Regions from separate parts of the Homo sapiens genome. Here regions 2 and 3 are each linked to region 1. Evidence: chromatin loops called from intact Hi-C (ENCODE). Cell type or tissue: heart left ventricle. All regions are shown on one strand.

Region 1 (5,000 bases):
AAATGGGGCCATCTATAAGGTGCAGTTCAACCTAAATGTCATCTTCTAGAGACCACATGTAATAGCCCTATGAAAAAAAGGCTGGGCAATGCCAGCCAGTCAGCACGCCAGCCAGTCAGCCACATAAATAAATTGCACAATAAAATTTGTAACAGAAAATTTTGAATAAAATTATTAATAGAACACAAAAAAATGGAAAGAACAATTTGCTTAAGAATGGCAGCCTCCTGAAGCAACATTTACTGTTTAAATTGTTACATTTTCCTAAGTTTTATAAGTAATAATACGATTATTAATCATACTTTATTAAGATTTAAAGCATAAAAAGTCATTAACTCATAGGGCATAAAGATTTCCATGAGCTTGTTACATTTTATGTATTTTATTTCCTTAAATGGTTATGGGATTTTCCAAAAGCATACACACAATTCCTTAAACTTTGCCAACTTAGAATTAGTTACATAAAAATCACCCTTCAGACCGTATGGAATCCCCTAGACAAATCTACTCAGCCTTTCTGTGATAGGTTATCTGGGTGTGAATTCCACCACCACCTCCCCCTCGTCCCCGCCCACAAAAAATATATTAAGACTTGGCCCAACTAGATTTTACAGGCGACAGAGATGTAAAGAAACAATTTATGGCTTGCACAATTATCTAAAATTCCCGCAAACAAGCAGTTCCCTAAGTAGTATGTCATAATTTTCTTATCTATGAGTAGAAGCACGTGCATTTATTTATATCCCTAGATTAACTTCAAGTCTAATTTTACTGCCAGTAGTATCCAGGGGTGGATTTCTTTGTTCTAATTACAAATGGAACTTGAGCTAGATCAAAGGCATTTTAAGAAGGTCAAATTTTACTTCTCTGAAAAATAAAGGGTGTTATCCCATGTAATTAATTAATGCTTAGCCATGCCCTTTGGCGCATTATCCGGTGGCTGCAGAAAACCAGAGCCAGCCGTTCCCACCTGTTGGTGCAGTGAAACTTACTTACCCAAAAGAGCAGATTGAGGGCGTAGAGCAGGCAGCGCAGACACTTCACGGAATCTTCTCTGGCCATTGTGAGCCCCGTAAGGGAGAAGCCCCATCCTTTCACCACATCCTACTCCCAAGGGCAAAACGGCAGCGATCTGCAGGGGGCGGGGGAGAGAGAACACGGGACATCTCACCATCACGCTTCCCACAGCCTGCCCGTCCCTCCTCCACCCGCCCTCAGCAGGGTCCAGAGGGTCCCGAGGCCCAGTGCATTCGAGACATCGCCTCATCAAAAATCATTTGTTAAAATCATAATGGTAACTAAACTCCCAAAAGTTCCAAACCGGCTTCAGATAACACCTGCTGGGAAAAGAAAAGAGCAACTATCCGGATGAATGAAGTCGCACAGTAAACTCGCGTTCTCAGGGGACACGCGGCGGAGCCCTGTGCATTCTGATGAGACGCTCTTGAAAACCTCCCTCACTCCACGCCCCTCCTCGAGGACAGCTGTGCTCGGCACTGTCCTGAAGGTGAGAAACCACACTGCCCCCTACCCCGGACACGTCAGAGGCGCCACCGGCAAGCCCGAGAGAATGAGCGCCCTTCTAGTTAGGACAGTTCCTGGGCACTCCAACTCCGCACCCCTCTACCCCGTCCCGCAGCTCGGGTGTGAATGCAAGGGACTGGGGCGGCGGGGCGGGGGCGGGGGCGGGGGCGAGGGGGCAGCGCGGAGTTGAGATTCCGCCCGGCTACTAGGGTTTCTCTGGGAGAACGTGAGAAATGATGTTTTCGGCCCCAGAATGATGGATTAGCCTGGGACAGTGGGCGGGGGGCGGGGGGCGCCGGGGAATTAGGGCCGATGCAGCTGTGCAGACGCCGGGTTAGTCATTCAAACCCCGCTTCCCCCGCCCGGGACGCTCCCGCGACCCCTCGCTCAAAGCCGCCCGCGGAGCACAAAGCGAGCGCGGCCACCGACCCAGCCATCGCGTCCGCGCGCCCCCGGCAGGGCGCGAGGGGAAGCGCCGGCGGCAGGGAGCCCCAGAGCCAGCCCTTAAGTAGTTTAGCACACAGCGCGGAGGGCAGCCGCCGGCGGGCTGGCGGGACAGCGGGCAGGAAAGGCGACAGACGCGTGGCCACTTACCGTCGGCGCTGGGCCCGGTGCCCCACGCCCGCCTGGGGATAGTCGGGGACGCACGGCGGGGGCTCATCGGGGCAGGGAACTTCTTCGCGGAGAGCCGGAGGGCTGCATTGGCTTCAGCTGGAGACGCTTCTTTCTCTTCCTCTCCCCCCGCCGCCGCCGTCGCCGCCTCCTGGGAAAAAGAAAAAAAAAAAAAAAAGTCCTGGGCAGCAGTTGCTGGAAAGTCTCTGCTAAGCCACCTCCCAGCGCCGCTGTCCCTCCCAAGTCCTCTCCGAGTCCGGACGAGGCAGCGGCGGCAGCCAGGGCCAGCTGCACAAACTCTCAGCGCATGCTCGAGCCGCTGGCTGCCGGGGTTGGGTCCTAGTGGGTGTTTCTTGTCCCTCTCACCCAGCGAGAGTCCCCAAAGGGACGCTTCACCTCTGCAGGATAGGGTCCAGAAGATAATGCCTAGGAACTTGGGAGAAGTCCGTGCAGTAAATCCCTTTAAAATGGTGGCGTCGAAGGAATGGAGGCTGGGTTATAAGCATAGAGAAGCAGGCTTTTATTATATGATAATATTTGTGTTTGAGAAGGGGGGTGAAGGGGTGGCCCAACCCAATTCCTGCAATGAGAAACTAGTTTTCACAACCTTTATGGAGCCACCTCCTGTGATTTGTTATTAACATGGTGCCCTATGATCCTTCTTATTGCTTTGTTGCCCTCCCGGATTTTTTTTTTTTTAAGTTCTTTCCCACTTTCATAGTGCACTAATAGCATTTACGGAAACATCAGAGTAATCATGTGCAGTCTGACATGCAGAAGAGGAGGAAAGAACATTTTTAACTCTTAGAAGTAACTCAAGCTTTCCAAAATTTCTCACGATAAGATTGTTTTGAGTTAACTGGGTGATTTATTTTGAAATGTGTACATAGTAGTGGATCTTTGGAAAATCTAATTTTTTTAAACTAGAAATTCATGAAGTATTACACAGCAGGAGACCATCCTTCCAAAAGAATCTTCCCTTTTAGAAGACAGAAGTTTCACACTAAATAAAATGCCACTGGATCATATCCTCCACATAAAATGTGGATGTGTTGTGCTATGCCTCACAGTACTGCTCATTTCTAGGATTACTTTTGTGGGCACTGCATGGCAAATAAAACTTCACCAGCAAATATGAATTACCTGGAATACGAGCAACATCTTTGACCTAATAACTGGAGTCCTTGGATTTCCTTGCAGAAAAAAAAAAAAAAAAAAAAATGGAATCCTATGTCCATGACTGCCTGTCTAGAGTTAGTTGCTGCATGACTGGAGTGACAATAAGACATGCAGTCTCATATGGAAAAGTCAAGACCAAAAGACAACATGGTTGTCCTGGGTTAGGCTAGGAAAATTATTGGTAAGCAAGTCACTAAGCAGTATGTAAGACAGCAACCCAAAAGAGTATAAAGAAGTATAGCCATACACAAAAAAAACACCAAGAAACATGTCCAGTTATCCATCAGATGACTCCAACTCTGATAATGAAGCAGCTTCTAGAATACTGGGGAAGAGCAAAGAAACCCACTTTTATCCTCTGCCAGTTTCTTCTCAAATTAGGGTGCATGCCTATTTTAAGCAAAGGACTGCTGAAACAACCAGCCATCCAAATGCTGTTGGTGCCATACATTCCCCGGAGAGGTATAAACATCCCCGCATTGAAAGGAGTCCATGACTGCTATTAAAACTGAGAAAAAGAGTGCCAACAATTCCCATGTGTCAAAGCAGAGATCCTCTTCTACTCCTAGAAGGTAGTTAAGTGCCCTTTCCTTAATTCGTATACCTTTAAGGGTCAACTGCCTTAAAGTAATAAAATACTAGAGGAAGTTACTTTAGAAGTATGCATGTCCTCTTCTTCCTGGTAAACAAGAAATACAGATCCAAGATAAAGTAGTTGCTCAACGTCACATCTGTAGTCCAACCTAGATTCCAAAGTAAAATCCAGAATAATGGCTCTTAGTACTCTAGTTTAATGGTTCTCGAAATTGTTGTACACGAGAATCACTTGGAGAGCTTTGAAACAACCCTAATTCTCTGGCATGCCTGATACCACTTAAATCGGAGTCTCTGCAGGTGAGGCCTAGACACACAGGGTTTTCCAAGCTCCCAAGGTAATTCTAGTTTGCAGCAAAATTTGAAAACCCTGCAACGAGGGCTTTACAGCTGCCTAAAAACTAGCAAAAGGGTCTCTTTAGATTTCGTTGGATCAAATCCCTCTCCTGTGAGTCGATAAATTGGGATTATTATCCCCATTTTACAAGTTAAGAAGAAAACAGAGCTGTAGTTACTGCTCTAATATTCCTGATAAATGGTCATCAGAGACAGTGAATCAACATTTCAGTAGAGGAGACCTCACCACATTTGAGACATTGCAGTAATGGGCAGTTTTTATTGCTTAAACTTGACCATACCACCTTTTAACTTCTACCCTTCAACCTTAGTTCCGCCCTTGGAGTCCATGGCATGAGCAAGCCTTCCTCCCATATGACAGCCCTTCAACTACTTGAAGGCAGCTGTTCTTCCCTCCCTCTCCAATTCTTCTCTTTCCCAGAATTGTGGAAGCACAGTAAGACTTCACATCGCAGCTGTCATTCTGAGGGTTCTATATTTTTCTCTGTGAGATCTGTTTTTTTGTGTGTGTGAACAAAAGGAGGATAGAAATATCATAATATGCACATAAAAATTTGAATATGTAATAACATATTAGGAAAATTGTATGGTCTATTTACTACCCATTAGTCAGGAACCCAATTCTGTGGCCAGGTGTTCTCCAATAAGTATCATTTCAGTGGTGGTATCTACTGTGCCTCATGCTGAAGATACTAAGACAAGTTCTTACCCTCCAAGAAAAGGCAAAACTATCC
Region 2 (5,000 bases), 220 kb after region 1:
ACAGTTGACCCTTGAACAGTGCAAGTGTTAGAAGCACTGACACCTCGTGCACTTGAAGACTTGCCCATAACTTTTGACTCCCCCAGAACTTAACTACTAATGGCCTACTGATGACTGAAGCCATACTGATAAAATAAACAGTCAATTAACACATACTTTGTATGCTGTATGTATTATATACTGTATTTTTATAATAAAATAAGCTAGAGAAAACAATATGTTATTAAGAAAACCATAAGGAAGAGAAAATACATTCACTGTTTATTAAGTGGAAGTGGATCATCATGAAGGTCTTCATCCTCATCATCTTCATGCTGAGTAGATTGAGGAGATGGAAAAAGAGGAGGGTTTGGTTCTGCTGCCTCGGGGAGGCATAGGCAGAGCTGGTGGAGGAAGTGGAAAAGGAGGCAGAGGCAGGCATACTCAGTGAAGCTTTACAAAGTATATCATAATTTCTGTCTGACTTTTTTGCTTTTTCATTTCTCTAAAAATGTTTCTACATAACACCAGTCCTTCTTCTACAGTTTACTTTAGCTTCAGTGCCCATATCGTAGAAGGGTTCAGTTGTAAAAGAGGTCAAAAGCCGTATTGTGTAATGCGAACCCTTCTTCCAGGTTGTCTAATGTCAACTTGTTTTCTGGCACTGCTTCTTCTTCATCTTCTTCATGATCTGGTACTTGTTTGGAAGGACTCATCTCCATGAAATCATGAATACTTCAAGTTATCTTTTGTTAATTCCTCTGGTGTGGTGTCTATTTGCTCTTGAATTTCTCCAAGATCCATATCTTGAAACCCTTCACCTCTTCCCATTTTTTTTTTTTTTTTTTTGCCAAATCCACAAATTATTTCACAATTTCCTTGACTGGCTCTCTCATTAATCATGTAAAGCCATGCACAACATTGGGACACAGTTTTCTCCAGCAGGAATTTATTCTTTTGGGCTGATGGTTTTCATGGCTTTTTCTATAGCAACAGTGGCATCTTCAGTGGTGTAATCCTTCCAGATTTTCATGATGTTCTCTCTGTTGGAGCTCTCTTCCATAGCTCTGACAATCCTTTCCAAAGAGTACTGTGTATAATGAGCCTTAAAGATCCTATTACCCCCTGATTTAGAGGCTGAATTAGAGACATTGTGTTTGAGGGCAAGTAGACCACTTTGATGCCTTCAAAGTGTAGAGCTCATGGGGTTCTGTGTGATCAGGGTCATTGTCCAATGTGAAAAGAACTTTAAAAGCAGTCTCTTACTGGCAAAGTATTTCCTGACTTCAGGAACAAAGCATTGATGGAACCAATCCAGAAAAGGGGCTCTTGTCCAGGCCTTGTTGTATAGCCAAAAGACTGGCAGCTGGCATTTATCTTTGCCCATCAAGGCTCAGGGGTTAGAAGCTTTATAAGGACAGACCTGATCCTAAACCCAACTGCGCTTTCACAAAAGAGTTGAGTTAGCCTACTCCTCCCTACCTTAAATCCTAGTGCTCACTTCACTTCCTTACTAATAAATTTCCTTTGTGTTTTTTTTTTTTTTTTTTGAGGGCACCTTCATCTGCATTAAAAACCTGTTCAGGCAGATATCCTTTCTCCTCAATGATTTTCTTAATGGTGTCTGGGAACTCGTCTGCTGCCTCTTAGTTGGCAGAAAATGCTTCTCCTGTTACCCTGACATTTTTTAAGCCAAACGTCTTTTTGAAATTATTAAGCCATCCTTTGCTAGCATTAAAATCTCACCTTTAGATCCTTTACCTTTCTTTTGCTTTAAGTTGTCATATAATGACTTTGCTTTCTCTTGAATCACATTAGAGCCTGTAGGCATGCCTTTCTTTTAGCAATCCTCCACTCACATAAAAGCTGCATTTTCAATACAAGATAAAAAGGTGTTTCACAAAAAATGCAATGTTTTCACACCTGCTTGTGTAGCTGCAGTGATGGCTTTATGAATTTTATTTTCTTTTGTTTACCATGGTCCATATGCTGGATTCATTTATTTTAAAATGGTGGGCAACTGCAGCTACAGACCTCAATCTGTGGTACACATCAAGGCATTCAGCATTTTCCTGTGATGTTGTGGATTTGTCTCCTTCTTGGGAGCATTTTCAGCATTACTAGAGGTACTTTGTATGAGTCCTACGGTGTTATTCAAGGTTACAGCATGGCATTAAACAAGATGAAAAATACACAAGAACAACAGGAGGTTTTATTTTATTTTTTTTAGTTTTTACTGCAATACACAGTTTACTGGTCTGACAAATTGCTCAGGAGAAAATGATTAGCATCACAAGTCATTTTAAGCAAACACTGGAAATACTTGTGCTCACTGCGATAGCAACAGGAGATGGCTACAAAATTATTATAGTAGTATGGTGTATACTACCGTTAATTTTATGCTGTTATGATTTAATACTGCATTTTTACATTTGTTTACCTTTCTCTCTACAGTGCCATGCATGGTCTCAATATGTTCATGTGTATAAGTTTTTATTTATTTTTTTTGAGGCAGAGTCTTGTTCTGTCACCCAGGCTGGAGTGCAGTGGCGCGATCTTGCTGCAACTTTCTCCTCCCAGGTTCAAGTAGTTCTCCTGCCTCAGCCTCCTGAGTAGCTGGGATTACAGGCATGTGCTGCCATGCCCGGCTAATTTTTGTTATTTTTAGTAGAGGTAGGGTTTCACCATATTGGTCAGGCTGGTCTCGAACTCCTGACCTCACGTGATCCACCCATCAATAAATTTTAACTTTTTGTAAGATTTATGTACATTGCATGATAGTAAGTGATGAAATAGGCTGAAATCTACATATATTTTACATTTTCATGGCATATCTTTTTCTTAATTTTTAAAATATTACTTGGCTGTGTGGTTCAACTTTGAGCTTTTTAAAAAATCGTTGCAAATTTCCAAAATTTTTCCCAATATATTTATTGAAAAAACAATCTACATATTAGTGAACCCATGCAGTTCAAACCCATGTTGTTCAAGAGTCAGCTGTATTTGTATGTGTTTGTCTCCCCCACAAGGACTGAGACGCCCTGAGGGTGGGACATTATTTTTTCACTTTTCAAATTCAGTACATGGTCATAGTCCCTAATATATAATAGTCACTCTAATAATTTTGAATGAAACATGCTAACCATGGGGGCCAGAATTAAGGAAGGGGAACACTGCCAATTATCAGAGAGTTTTGGCAATGCCTGGACTGATTTCTCTATGTATGCATTATGAGCTCGATATTGAGCTGATGCTATGGGGCAAATAATAAGGGTAGGATAAATCAAAAATATAATTCCCCACTCCTGCGAGACATAATTAACCATTTTAAATAATAAGCTTTCTACATGTGTGAAAGAACTAGAGAACTAGTTTTAATATTGTCCATAAACTAGGTAGAAAGATAGTAACAGCTTTCATAATATAGGATCAATTTCTGGGTGGTTACCATTGCAGCTGAGAGACTGTTACTGCTATCTAAAAGGACAGGTTTGACCCTTTCTTATGTGGTTGGTTGATCCTTATGCATGTGGTCTGGAGATGAACAAGTAATTTTTTCAGGCTGACTCATAGTTTTGTACATTTCAACCCAAGTCTTTTAGTATTCGTTCACCTTTCATTTGAGGAGAAGCTAAGTGCTGACTGCCAGAGGATGGAATAGGAAGACAATGGTGAGAGTTTTCTCTCTCTTCTTATCCAGCAATGTTTTAGTACTTCTTATAGATTAGCTCTCTGGGAAGTGTCTTCATCCTAATGGTTCTGTATTCAGGGAAAAGGGAATAAATCTGCTATTTCTTGCTGACTATCGGGCTTTAGCTTTTCTTCTCCACGGATCTTGTAAAGAAAAAAGTGAGGGTGTATGATATATGGCCAGAAAAACCTAAATCAGAAAGAAAGAACATTGATCTAGATTGCAGTGGATATTGGTGGATTTTTTTAAAGCTCTAAACTTTAAAAAAAAATACTCAGGAGTCCCATATAACCAAGAAAGAAATAGAATGACTGTGATAAAGGGTAGGATCCTCTGCCCTGTATCCTCCTCTTTGCCCTTTATTTTCTTCCTCCTGGTGGCCCCTGGAGACTCCTGCTTGACACCACTCCATCCCCCATGAAACTTGGGAGAGTTCAGTCTGAAAATAATGACTCCAGATAAGGAACTCTAGAGTAGATTAACAGCAATCAGTGGTGGTGGGTATATTTTCTACCCCCACTTTTTTGTGATTCTCTCTATTTATCAAAAATGAAACTTAGTAGACATGTTCTTCTTTTTCTTTCCTGTATCCTTTTTAGGTTTCTAGCCATCCATGAGAAGGAAGTTAATGAAAATGGAAGTCAAATTTTAAAAATGACTGGACATGCATTTTTTCATTCCTTTTAGCTTTTGCTTTTATTATGTCTTTATTAAACAGTAAGACATTCATATGAAAAGAATAGAAAATACAGATAAGCAAAAAGAAAGCAAAAAATGAATTTAGTGAAATTACATACCTTTCCCATTCATGTGCAATTTTTACATACTAGAATGCTACATAATTCAAGTGTGAACAAATTATTGCACATTTATTGGTGGGAAACTGAAGACATAAATAATGGATATCTACATTTAATGTTACAAAAATGTTCCAACCATATTGTTGAGTTAAAAATAATAGAAAGGAAAGTAGGCTCAATAATGCATACATTATATATATATGTATTAATATATTTTATATATTTTTCCATTTATACAATATGTATTTAAAATGTATATTAACAATATGCTTTGTTTTAAAATAGATACACTTACATATTTACAAACATACTAATTTTTTTAAATGTAAATATATACTTGTCTTTTACCTTTATTTATGGTATTTCTAGGCTCACATACGTTTAAAATTTTTATATAATCAAATTATTATTTTTAAAGTGTTTTTTACACCTCACTTTCAGGCTTAGAGTATCCTCAGAAGTAATTAGAATTTACCTTGCTCGGTTAGTTTTTTCTTTTTATACTCTGTTGTTCAGTACTTTATGATTTG
Region 3 (5,000 bases), 230 kb after region 1:
ATGTAATAAAACTGATTAAAATGAGTAAAACTGAGTTTATATGCAAAACCACATCAAGCTCTAGGTTCAAATAATTACCAACTGGCTTTTCATCCACATCAATATCCATTGAGACATTCAAAAGTTATGTGGGACAGGGGACAATGTGTTGTTGCACAGGGTGATACTCAGCATCGTAGCAGCTGTTGTGGTATGAGAATGAATGCCTAACCATTTAAACAGATGTTAGACTTTATACCTTACCAGTGCATTCCAAAGAAATACCAGATCTATCTTGCATAAGGCACAAATCTATTTGTGGCCTTTATCCATTAAATTTCAGTAGCATTGCTCATCGTAGTGACGGCCCCAAATGCTCCCTTTGTCTCAGAGATCACTTCCTATGTATTCATAAGTACAATCCTCTCATACTTGTTACAGCTATATTCACCGTTTACTCCACTTCTGCTGGAGTCCCCCATGGCCATCTGCTGCTGATGTACACCACTGCTCATGCCCACCAAAGGCACTCTGCCCCTGGGCTCCATGTGGCATCGGTCCTGCTGCTGCAGCTGCCTGTGTCTGTGCTGAGGTGCCATGTCCAGGGTCAGGGACAGAGATTCATGCAGTACCTGCTTCTCCTCCTGCTGCTGCTGAAACAAACTGCTGGTGTACATCCCACTGTACTAGTCATTGTCCTGCCCAGGGCCTGTCATCCCTTTAGTTTTCCAAAGCCTGAATAAGTAAAAAATAAATTGGATTTTTTCAGTTCAGTAGGCAAAATCCTTCTTTATTATTTTTTTCTATTGTATGTAATATTATAGTCTCAACATCTCACAGATAACTTGAAAAAAATGTTTTAGTATTGTTTTAGCTTTTGACCTAAACCCTGGAGTGGAAGTGGAGCCTGTGGAATACAAGAACAGCATACAAAAAAGTGCCTTTCTTTTTTGTCATCCTGGTATCCTTGGGCTTCTCTTGCCATCTACCTCTTTTTTCTTTAGGAGAGATTCCTTACTATTAAACCTCATGCATAGTTCTGCCAGTCAAGGCCAGACACAGTGGACTCCTTATTGAACATGGATTAGTTTCACACTAAAACTGCACTATACTGATAAATAATAACCGAATAGCATCTTGTCATCTCTCATTGACGATAGGGTTTAAAAGAACAACAACAAAAAATAGATGTATTTTCTACCATTTCCTATTTGGGGGGTTGTCATGGTGTGTTTAGTACCCCTGGGTTTTAACAATGTCCCGACTGAGCCTGAAATATTTCTCCCGAACAGAGTTTGGATACAGAGCTGAATTCAACCTTCACATATAAAGCCGTAACTATTTATACCATTGTGATCCAAATATTGCAGAAGCAGGAAGGTTTACTTTGAATCTAAATACAGAATTGAGAAGAAAGGGAGGAAGATGACATGGTTGAGTAGAAAGGTTATGCTTAATCTGTCTTCTTCAGTTCAGTATTTTGTAATGTTTCTGTTTCTACATTCCTTCCCTCAGTCCCGTGTAGGTCAGCCCAGCAGCCAATTTTAGAACAGTTTTGTGTCATTTAAGGGAAAGAACTTTCAACTGTATTTGTAGCAGGCTATAAAAAGCAAAGATACCACCCACAAAATGATATCTAAATTTTTCCAATTACGTGATTTATTGGTAAATCTACACATTTGTTGTGCCAAGAGCAAAATGAGAAATGTGCCAGGTGTACTCAGAGTTTTAATTAAGGAAACCTTACCTAATGGAAAGATTTTAATAAGGTATTTTGTTGTTTAAAAGCCATTGAAACAACATTTTAAGCCATTTGTCGATAAAAAGCCCTCAATTATGTAGAATATGGCTCATGAGGGAAAGTATACAAACTGGAAAGAAAACAAAAAAATTTGAGTCTTATGTTGATTTTGAAAATCATTTGGGCACTAGTGAGAAACATGTGCCCAAATGTCAACTCAGACTCCTGGGACTGGTAGATACTGCAAATTTTTTAAGTGATTTGGGTTGGAAAAGCTAGATTCAAGGGATAGAAGGAAATGCTGAGTAAATGCCAACATTCTCCAAGATAGTGGCAGTCACTGCAAGTTGGAAACAAGGTGAGTGGTTTTGAAGCACAGTGCTGAAAACCTGAATTGCAAATCATTTGATGGATAAGGGTGGCCATGAACTTTTGCCACTTTTCACTCCAGATCCATGAAATTGAATGAACATTCTTGAGTTTACCCTCTCTCCTAATGGAAAATTCATGCACTTTTGCTCTAAATCTGATTTTGCTCTGCTACCAATGACCATCACTCTTCACTGGCTGACCTCAGAGGCAAACTTGGGCAAGGGAACCTAACCCCAGCCATGAGGGCTTGAGCCAGGCATAGCAGGGGACCTAGGTAGAAATGACCCCTTAGAGAGAAAGCTGAGCATTACATTGTATTAAGTAAATAAATAAACAAATTAAAACACTCAATCCCCTCTCCACCCAATAACAACAGATCTGATTCCCAAAGTCTTGAATAGGAGTTGGAAATTTTAATATAGTTTTTTTTCTTTGGTTGGGGGAGGCAAACAAAAAGGCAGCAAAGGGGGAATTAGCCATCCTCAATACACAATAAATTTTTTGCCAAATTCAGTTTTTATAACCCTCTTCTCCTACTAAGTAACTCCCTCTAGCTCACTAAAACACTATCCTGCCCAACATCTCTCTTCATTGGTCTCTTTGTCCACTCTTCTCTCTCCAACAAACTGATATAGATTAATAAATCAGTTTATTATTTCCCATTACTTCAAACAACATAATAAAGACTTGGTTCCCAAATTAGCCTGTATCCCTCTTTCTTAGAGAGGGAAGGAAGAGGGGTATCTGTATTTTGACATTTTTTTTACTGTTATCCAATAATTTCCCATTTTAACTTAAAGCTAACTTGAATTATCTCTACTACTTACAATTCAAGCTTTTATTCAGCTTCCACTATCTGGGTCTGCACAGCCAAAATATGACAAAGAGTTCAAGCTCAAGGATTCTTTCTTTTTCTTTTCTTTCCTGTTTTTTTTTTTTTGGCAGAGTCTTTCTCAGTTGCCCAGGCTGGAATGCAGTGGCATGATCTTGACTCACTGCAACCTCTGCCTCCCGGGTTCAAGCAATTCTCTGCCTCAGCCTCCTGAGTAGCTGGGATTACAGACGCCCACCACCATGCCTGGCTAATGTTTTTTAATTTTTAGTAGAGACAGGGTTTCACCATCTTGGCCAGGCTGATCTTGAACTCCTGACCTCGTGATCCACCTGCTTCAGCCTCCTAAAGTGCTGGGATTACAGGCATGAACCACCATGCCTGGCCCAAGCTCACAAGATTTTTAAAGCTAGGACTATACTTCCCTAATATATTGAAAATGAATGTGACATTGAGTGCTACAAAATTATTTTCTCTAAGATACTTAATATATTTGATAAGAAATAGCAAGATATAAATGACTTCTTATCCATCATTCACCTATTCTTAGGCATTTATTTAGCAGTTTAAAACAGGAAGTTCAAGTCTAGGATTGTTATACAGGGCCATGCAAACAAGTGGTGTTAATTGAAACAAGATGCTGATGTCAAAACTCTAAAGCCTGGGTTAGCGTATGTTAAATTTGTGAAAAATAATTCATACGTATGTATATTCATATATATGGTAAAAGCATCTTGCCAGCACAAATGATAAGAGATGATTACAGAAAACTTGGAAGAATATCCTTACAGAAATAGTCATTTGAGGCCGGGCGCAGTGGCTCACGCCTGTAATCCCAGCACTTTGGGAGGCTGAGGTGGGCAGATCACGATGTCAAGAGTTCAAGACCAGTCTGACCAACATAGTGACACCCCATATCTACTAAAAATACAAAAAATTAGTTGGGTGTGATGGTGTGCGCCTGTAATTCCAGCTACTCGGGAGGCTGAGGCAGGAGAATCGCATGAATCCGGGAGGCAGAGGTTGCAGTGAGCCGAGATTGTCCCACTGCACTCCAGCCTGGGCGACGGTGCGAGACTGCTTCTCAAAAAAAAAAGAAAAGTAGTCATTTGAATGTAACGTCCTGGCTTAAATTCTCCCTGCAAAAGAAACAGGTTAACTTCAAAAGTTAAAATCTAGGCAAAAATTGGCAAAAAAAAAAAAAAAAAAAAAAAAAAAAATTGAAAGTGTAATAATCTCATTAACATCTTTAAAGACCAGCAATTATTTAGCACTTCAGATAGGAAGGCCCTTCCCCTCTTGGCTCAAATTAATTGGATAATTCTTTACTCATATGCAAGATATAAGATAGATGTACCTGGCTAATGATGGGGATAACTAGCTAAGGCTGAGAATTGAGACACCATTTCAGAAACTCTTCTCAGGTTCTGCCTGGCTTCTGACTCAGGCCCTTGGGTCCTCATCTATGAGGAGTGAACTCTTGTGTTATATGTCACTCAGCCAAACCTGAACCCCTCAGGTTCTAATCATATCACTGAGCAACTGGAGGGAAAGAACCTCAAGGCAAAATGGTTTAGTAATCCTATCAGAACATCTTTTCTGACATATTTCCATGTTTTTGACTTGTTTCTGGCATTTGGAGCTCTAACCCTCATTAGATTTCATTGTGGCCATTGGCTCTTGCCTCTCCAAGGTCTATATTCTTACCTCCTTTTGGGAGTCAGATATTATAAAAATCTTGATATTTTAAATATGTACTTGGTTCACATATGTTTACTTTTAAATAACATAGAAATAGAGGTAAATTAACAGGAATATTGTGTACATTTTATTATACCAAAAATACCAGGTAAAAATTGAAGGTTAAATTTGCCTGTGAAGTTGCCATTAAGTAAAAGATATATTAACACATGGTTTCATTTAAATAGGAGCCATGACCCCTAGTGTTTGTGTGTTACATTTAAATTAGAATTGACTTTCATATATATACATACATAATTTGGAATCACTGTTATAGGGTTCTAGTAAGTTATTATTCTGACTTAAATTATTTCAATGATATCTGATAGTTACTGC

What was found. Hi-C counts contacts between places; a loop is a spot of excess contacts. Peaks named below come from ENCODE experiments on the same cell type or tissue, not always from the same donor. Only the 100,000 strongest peaks of a DNase experiment are listed, where the experiment ranks them.
Region 2: it touches region 1 in a loop (2.8-fold over the local background); 9 of 110 quality-filtered maps call a loop at or near these places.
Region 3: a loop joins it to region 1, with 6 times the contacts of the local background. A loop is called at or near these places in 9 of 110 quality-filtered maps.

What each region holds. Positions count from the first base shown.
Region 1 is chr7:120,855,702-120,860,701 of GRCh38, forward strand. It overlaps TSPAN12 (tetraspanin 12), which reads right to left and starts at 2,443. Exons shown (of 8, transcript NM_012338.4): 1 at 2,119-2,443; 2 at 997-1,132. The coding sequence starts at 1,062. LOC124901733 (a long non-coding RNA gene) reads left to right here and starts at 1,134. Exons shown (of 2, transcript XR_007060491.1): 1 at 1,134-1,507. RefSeq lists silencers at 1,386-1,605, 1,798-2,097. In heart left ventricle, CTCF peaks have their summits at 1,984 and 2,183; DNase peaks (open chromatin) are centred at 1,140, 1,510, 2,040 and 2,410; H3K4me3 peaks cover 3,223 bases; H3K27ac peaks cover 3,018 bases.
Region 2 is chr7:121,072,999-121,077,998 of GRCh38, forward strand. The region is part of intron 5 of CPED1 (cadherin like and PC-esterase domain containing 1); the gene reads left to right. Among named protein-coding and RNA genes, the nearest start is that of CPED1, 87 kb to the left of the region's middle. In heart left ventricle, no CTCF peak of the experiment used is centred here; no DNase peak of the experiment used is centred here.
Region 3 is chr7:121,084,649-121,089,648 of GRCh38, forward strand. The region is part of intron 5 of CPED1 (cadherin like and PC-esterase domain containing 1); the gene reads left to right. Among named protein-coding and RNA genes, the nearest start is that of CPED1, 98 kb to the left of the region's middle. In heart left ventricle, no CTCF peak of the experiment used is centred here; no DNase peak of the experiment used is centred here; H3K27ac peaks cover 2,959 bases.